Linked DNA regions of Homo sapiens: region 2 is linked to region 1. The links are chromatin contacts, found by Hi-C or POLR2A ChIA-PET in ENCODE. All regions are on one chromosome and are shown on one strand. The core of a region is the stretch at or near the end of the contact, and the rest is flanking DNA. Distances in the headings are between cores, read along the strand shown.

Evidence for each region. A loop is a pair of places that touch in the nucleus more often than their neighbours do. ChIA-PET counts read pairs that join two places held with the same protein, here RNA polymerase II (POLR2A). Pooled maps may share reads with other maps.
Region 2: a loop to region 1 is called in a pooled map, with 6 times the contacts of the local background. The contact joins two enhancer-like sites. A Hi-C loop is called at or near these places in 2 of 37 single-sample maps with no recorded cell type and 8 of 50 pooled maps. POLR2A ChIA-PET finds 5 or more read pairs at or near these places in 1 of 52 experiments (activated CD4-positive, alpha-beta T cell).

Annotation. Positions count from the first base shown.
Region 1 is chr6:141,487,067-141,490,924 of GRCh38, reverse strand. No RefSeq gene overlaps it. Among named protein-coding and RNA genes, the nearest start is that of GJE1, 640 kb to the left of the region's middle. RefSeq lists a silencer at 2,126-2,326. Within about 2 kb of position 2,269, at least 2 of the 41 ENCODE cell types and tissues checked have a DNase peak (open chromatin) inside an H3K27ac peak, as active enhancers do.
Region 2 is chr6:144,348,585-144,352,334 of GRCh38, reverse strand. The region is part of intron 2 of UTRN (utrophin); the gene reads right to left. Among named protein-coding and RNA genes, the nearest start is that of SNORA98, 55 kb to the left of the region's middle. RefSeq lists an enhancer at 3,047-3,156. Within about 2 kb of position 2,339, at least 16 of the 41 ENCODE cell types and tissues checked have a DNase peak (open chromatin) inside an H3K27ac peak, as active enhancers do.

The DNA of each region.
Region 1 (3,858 bases), core at 1,020-3,519:
CTCCATGGGACAGAAGTTCCTGCAGTAGGGATACTTCTAGACCTTGCTCTATGTATCTTTTCATCTGATTTTTTTTCATCCTTTAAAACATGTTTTGTAACAAACTGGTAAATGTAAGAGAATGTTTCCTTGAGTTCTGTGAGTGCTCTAGTAAATTAACTGAACCCGAGTTGGGGGATATGGTAAACCTGATTTACAGTCAGTCAGAAGGAGAGGCAAAATAACCCAGGGCTTATGATTGCTGTCAGAAATTAGGGGCTGTCTTGTGGAACTGAGTCCTCAACCGATGGGATCTGGCACCACCTCCAGGTAGAGAGTGTGGGAATTGAGCTGGGTTGGAGGACACCCAGCGAGGGCCTGCTGTAGAATTGATTGCTTGCTTTGCCCTTTGCATATGGTGTCAGAAGCATGTTGTGAGAGTATAGTAAGAGAAACTGAGTTTGTTTTTTCTGCTCAGGTGTTCACATTATGGAAAGCTTTTAAGTTTACATTGGAATTCTTTGTTCTATTTTTCTGTAGATCTAAAACTGTTTAAAAATAAAGAGGCTAGGTCGGGCATGGTGGCTCATGCCTGTAATCCTAGCACTTTGCGAGGCCAAGGCGGGCAGATCACAAGGTCACGAGTTCGATATCAGTCTGGCCAACATAGTGAAACCTCATCTCTACTAAAAATACAAAAAATTAGCTAGGTATGGCGGTGTGTGCCTGTAATCCCAGCTATTTGGGAGGCTGAGGCAGGAGAACTGCATGAACCCAGGAGACGGAGGTTGCAGTGAGCCAAGATCATGCCATTGCACTCCAACCCAGGCAACAGTGCAAGACTCTGTCTCAAATAAATAAATAAATAAATAGGCTAAAAATTATCACGTTTAGGTGTATTATAGCATTTATCTTTTCTAGATTTCTGTAAGGCTATTTAAAAATGTAGAAATGAAGTGGTTTTGTCCAATGACTTTGTTACTTAAAATCCTAAGAACCCTGTATGGTTAGAGTTCTATAATGTACACTGTAAGTTAACACATATGTTACCTTGTGCTGTGGTTTTAGTACATCCCCCAAAGTTTGTGTGTTGAAAACTTAATCCTCAATGCAGCAACATTGAAAAGGTGGGAACTTTCAATAAGGTCATAAGGGCTCTTCCCTCATGAATAAATTAGGTCTGTATCATGAGAGTGGGTTAGTTATTTTGGCCCCTTCTCTGTCTTGTCTGCTTTCTTGCATTTCTGCCTATCTGCCATGGGATGATGCAGCAGGAGGGCCCTAGCCAGATGCCAGCACCATGCTCTTGCACTTTTCAGTCTCCAGAAACTTGAACAAAATAAACTTCTTTTCTTCATAAATATTACCCAGGTATGGTATTCTGTTATAGCACTAGAAAGCGGACCAAGTCACATTGGGTTAGCAAATAAAAAGTCAAAATATTTCAATGCACAGATTTATAATCATGACAGGCAAAATTACTTATCTAATTCTGAGGGATAAATTATCTAACTTTTACTTGGAGTTTTCTAAAAGACCTAAAATGTTTAACTGTGGGTCAACCTTTACCTGATATGCTTACTTATAAAAGTCTAAGAATACTGATTTTTTTCTCAATTTGCTTATGTGTTTAGAATTATTATTTTTAAAAACACCCAACTAGTCTTCCCCACATCTAATTAATCAATATGCACAGAAAACAAATAAATAAAAATATAGAAAAGACACTGAAAATTTAAAGTTTAAGAACTAATGGATTGATAAGAAAAACAGTGCCTCAAAAATGGTTTTTATATATATATAAATTATGTATATAATACATTATAATGTATGTTTATAATAATATATAATTTTACCATAATTTATAATTTATATCATAAATTGTATATACATATTTGATAAAAATATTATTTTAACCATATATATATACACACACAAACACACACACACATATATATATAACCATTATATATATACTGATAAAAATTTTACACCACTGGAACATTTCATTATTTTGGCAGGATTGTCTTTGGGCAGCACAACCTTGAGGAGCAATGTAGCAATATCTTATAAGGTTGAAGAAACAGCCATAGACAGCTCAGTAATGAAATCATTACTGAATGTGTACACTAGAGAAACTCTTACATATGTGCAAATTTAGTAAATGCTCCCTGTCCCTTTGGCCTGATGAGTTCACCTACTGCTCCTTTAAACAGCTACTGACCTGCTGCTAGACTGTAACTTCCTGTTTCTGCATCACCCTTCTCCACTTAAGCCGTTTCTCTGAAAACAAATGAGATAGAAATGCTGGACACAGGAACACTCAGTATGTGCCTGTGTTAACACTACTTAAGGGAAATCCTCAACAATTGGGGCTAAAAGGCAATGGCTAAATCCTGTAGCTTCCTTGTACTGGGGTAGAACTAACCCAAGGTATGTTCCTTACAATCCCCAGTGGGATTGTGACTCAGTTGTTAACTGTGGTACTCAAGCTTGTTAAGACGTAACTTTATTGCCCCTTTTCTCTTACCTATTTCCCTTTCTTTCTTTTCTCATTTTTGGTGCCTGGGATCAACTTCAAAATAAAGTGTCTGTGTCCAAATCCTTGACTCCATTGGATTTGGTGGGGGAAGGATTAAGACTAAACAGAATATGAGAATGTCCATTCCAGCATGATTTGTAATAGTAAACAATCAGCAAAATTGAGGCTTTTAAATTTTATTGTGTTTTATAGTAGCTTAGCAAAATAAATCAATAATTTATTTTTATATCTAGAACAACCGAGAATTTACATTCAGAGATATTAAATTTATAATATCTTCATAAATTGGAATTGGAATTAATTTATAATATTTTCTTATGTGAAGTCAATACTACTGACTATCAAGACTTCTTATATGAAGTCAATACTATTATCACTTTTTGGTGTAAGTGTGGAACATACATTCAAATGACTACCAAGTAATGGGATTATATGCATGCTTAGAAATAAATACAGATATCAAGTTCTGAATAAGTGGTCATGGTAATATTTATTCCCAGATAATTGCAACAAACCATGTAGAAATTATATATTTCTTAGATGAATCAACAATTCAATTGTATTATACTGTGTATTAGTCTGTTCAGGCTGTCAGAACAAAATACAATAGACTTGATGGCCTAAACACAGAAATGTATTTTCTCATAATTCTGAAACTGGAAGTCCAAAAGCAAGGAGCCAGCAGGGTTGGTGTGTGGCGAGGGTTTGCCCCTTGGGTTGCAGATGATTGGATGCCTCCTTGCTACATTTGCTACATGCTGTCTTGATCTTTTCTTTGTGTCCTCCTGGAGAGACAGCTAGAGAGAGAGAGAAAGAGAGAGAGTGAGAGAGAGGAGAAAGTTATTTTTCTCTCTGGTGTTTCTTCTTATAAAGACATTATTTCTATTGGATTAGTGTCCCAATTTAATGATCTTATTTAACCTTAATTATATCTGTAGAGGCTTCTTCCCCAAATACACAAATACAGTCATATTGGCAGTTAGGCCTTCAATATATGAATCTGGGGGAAGGAATATAAATATTTAGTCTATAATATACTCACATTCTGTACTCAAGACTTTTTATTAAAATAAGTTACAAGGAACTTATCATCCACTGATTACTAAGAGGCGTTGGGAACCATATGCAAATAATTTTTAATCTTGATCCTTCTAACACTTTATTACAAACTATTCATATCTAGAATTTAAGATTTGGATGAAACTTTTCAGATTATCTACTATAAGCACAACGTACAAGGATATTTCTATGTGTTTCTTGGCAAGGTGCCAGGATCATACTCTATTTCTGGGCGGAGGGAACAGTGCATTGTATTTACCTAAATATTTAGAGAGTCT
Region 2 (3,750 bases), core at 1,090-3,589, 2.9 Mb before region 1:
GTTTATTTCTCCTCTATCCCCAAAAGTCCCTTAAACCACATTCGTACACACACAAAAAAGATTCTACTTTTCCTGCTATAACACTCGTTACTCAGAGTTAGATAATAAATACTGATTAACAATCAGTGGGTCTCAGAGTATTGGCAGATGCTAGATTGCATGGGTGGGTTAGAGTTACCTCAGTAGAAAGTGAATTTGCTAGGGGAATAAATTTCTTCTGTCAAACACAGTCTAGGAGCTACTAACACCAGAAAGAGAGTAATGGCCAATGAGTCCAAGGAGAAGCTAAAGGCACAGAATCCAGAAGTCAACAAGAAAATAGGCCAGGGCAGAAGCCAAGTGACTAACTCTGGCAGCAGGTTCCCAGCAAGAGACTGGCTGAGCCAGGAGAAAAGTAGCAGTGTCGGTGTGATAGGAGTTGCTTCTCAGAGTGCCAAGTGGATCGCTATCTGATGAGGTATTTCTACTGGCGATATGTGCAAGTGACCTGGAAGAATCTGTGCAAGGTGCCTATCTTACAAGTGCCACACAGCCCAGCCTTTCAGAGTATTTGGATCAGCGGCATTCAACTGAAATCTATCACGTTTCCAGACTACTATGACAGTTCACCTCTATTTGGAGAAATAACCTCTCTGCAGACTAAATAAAGCTTTTTATATAAGGCATCAAAGGCAAAGAGCACAGAATCATAGGGGAGGCGGCTGCGTGCCCTTTTCCTTTGCTTGCCTGCTTGCTTGCAAGCAATGAAAACCTTTCTGAACAAATGATAGCAAACTTTGAAAACAGCAAAACATCTGGGGCATCTTGCCACAAAGATATCCTCCACACAACTGCAGGCCATTTGCTGTCCTGTATAGCTCTCTATTTCCTGCCATTTACTGGATCTGTGGTTAAATGAACCCAACATAGAATTACAGCTTCAATGCTTTGATGTGAAAAATCACTAACGAATCTAAATTGAAGGACGAGGACACACTGGTAAATTTTCAATATGATGGTGCATACGGGGCCTCATTTAAACTAATGTCTTATCTTCACTTAGCATCTAAATGTATTTTTTCCTGTACTGACTTGAAATACTCTAACACAAACAGACACCATTTATTATAATCCTTCTTGCAATCTGTCAAGTTATGTTCAAAAAATTTTACAAAGATGTACCTTTAAAGACTGACAACAGCCCCAAAACAGGAGGCAGAATAGTTAGGGCTTAATTTTAAGCCTAACTCCACAGCATCTTTCTGCTAACTCCATGTTCCATAAAATATATAAAAAATGGTTTTTTTCATAAATAAATCTGGGACTTACCATCCATATGGAAATAATTTATCAGTATACGAAAATGTAATAAAATAGTGTATCTAAATAACTACTAGTCTCAGCACAGTTTGGGATGATGACGTCTTCCATATCAGCCAAAAAAAGAAAGAAAATACTATAGAATCTAAGTCCAAAGACTCAAACCTCTGTCCTAGATATCTGAAAATAATATCTATCTTTTAAGGTAGCAGTTAACCATTTTAGAACTCAAAAGAAATTCAAATAAGTCCTCCCAAATCTGCCATTTTGTAGGAATTTCCCTTGGAATCATTAAGAGTATAAAAGTCAGGGATCCAAGCAACAAAAGAAAATGAGCAATGCATGAAAAGCCAAATCACTGACGAATTTGTCCAAAGAGCCAATAAACATATGCAGAGAAGTTCAGTTCCACAAAAAAAGAAATGCAAGTTCAAACAACTATAGACTACATTTCATCTCTCTACATGTCATCTGTTGTAGATGACGATTTAACAGTAAAAGCATATTTGCCCCAGCAATTGCCCAAGTAAGCGAAGATACATGTACACAGGTAGTTTTTAATAATGTTTTAAGTGGGATGCCACTAAATCAGGATGGTTTCAATTTTGGTTCAAAAAAGAAAAGCCATGCTCACCCATAGAGGCATACATTTTTACATTCATAGAAAACAAGGGTAGCAGAAGAAACGAAACTATTAACAATGGTTTTGGAGAGAGGAAGGAAATGACAGTTTTCTACTTTGTAGAATTTTCATTTTGCATTACATTTTTTTTTTTTTTAGAAAACAGTCTGATTACTTAAGATATTTTAAAGGACATTTGAACTATATTACTAAAAATTAAATTTGGAGTCAAAAACGTATTTAAATGCTCCTTTTCCTTGAGAGCAACTCCACACAGAGGGCCACAGGAATTCCTGCCCAGCTCACAATCTAAGTTTCAATACTCTGCAGCTCAGACAGAAAGTTTGGCCTGTGTTCCTTTAGTCCTAGACTAAAATTTCACTTTAGCACAATGGTAGAACCTGGCTATGAGTCATCTTCCTCTGCAAAACAATGAAAGGTCTAGTTCAGTGGGAAAAAACGACTTCAGTTGCCAGTTCATTGAACTGTTCAAATTAAGGTCAAAATACTGGAGCAGGAGCGAGGGAGTCGCTGTGTCCAGATCCTATCTAACCCCACACCAGTCCCCTGAATGGCCCTCCAACCAAGTCTTGAATTTGCAAACGGTTAGAATAGGAAGCACCTGGTGCCCTCTAAGTAGGGGTCAGAGAACGCAAGTGAAAACATGAAACAGATCCAAATCCAGTTTCATGAGCATGCCTTTCAAGTAATGCCAAGGAAAAATATATCAAAAACATGATGGAGTGCACAGCTTCAGCTTAAATATATTTCAAGTACCATGATGAATATAATGTTTGATTTCCTACCCTAGACTCTACCTAAAAGAGCCCATTATCAACAGACTAGGTTTTTATAATTTTTACAGAATTTATTATTCCATTTATTTACCTGGAACTATTACTATAGCTTGCAAAGAACTTTAAAATGTGTAACATCATGAATCCTGACCACACTCTCCCGGGGCATCCTCCCTGGTTGGGAGATCCTGTGATCCTCCTGGTTGGGAGTCCCCTTCTCAGAGGTTCAGTGACTTACCCTGACGATGGCAGGGGTAATGGAAACCCAGATCTTGAGGGCCAAGTCTCATCCCTTAAAGAACTGCTCAGGGCCAGGCGCCGTGGCTCATGCCTGTAATCCCAGCACTTTGGGAGGCTGAGGCGGGCGGATCACGAGGTCAGGAGATCCAGACCATCCTGGCTAACACGGGGAAACCCCGTCTCTACTAAAAATACAAAAAATTAGCCGGGCGTGATGGCGGGCGCCTGTAGTCCCAGCTACTCGGAAGGCTGAGGCAGGAGAATGGCGTGAACCCGGGAGGAGGAGCTTGCAGTGAGCCGAGATCCCATCACGCGCTCCAGCCTGGGCGACAGAGCGAGACTCCGTCTCAAAACAAAAAAAAAAGAACTGCTCAGTACCATGTTAATCCCATTTCTCATTTTCTCCACCCAAGATTCTTTTCTTTTGTTTTTGTTTTTTTTTGAGATGGAGTTTCGCTCTTGTTGCCCAGGCTAGAGTGCAATGGCGCAACCTCTGCTCACCACAACCTCTGCCTCCTAGGTTCAAGCAATTCTCCTGCCTCAGCCTCCCTAGTAGCTGGGTTTACAGGCATGCGCCACTAGGCCCGGCTCATTTTGTATTTTTAATAGAGACAGGGTTTCTCCATGTTGGTCAGGCTGGTCTTGAACTCCCGACTTCAGGTGATCTGCCCGCCTCGGCCTCCCAAAGTGCTGGGATTACAGGCATGAGCCACCGCACCGGCCGATTCTTTTCTTTCACATGTCGCTCTTTCTACTCTTTTTCTCCCAACTTAACAATTCTCATTCTCTCAC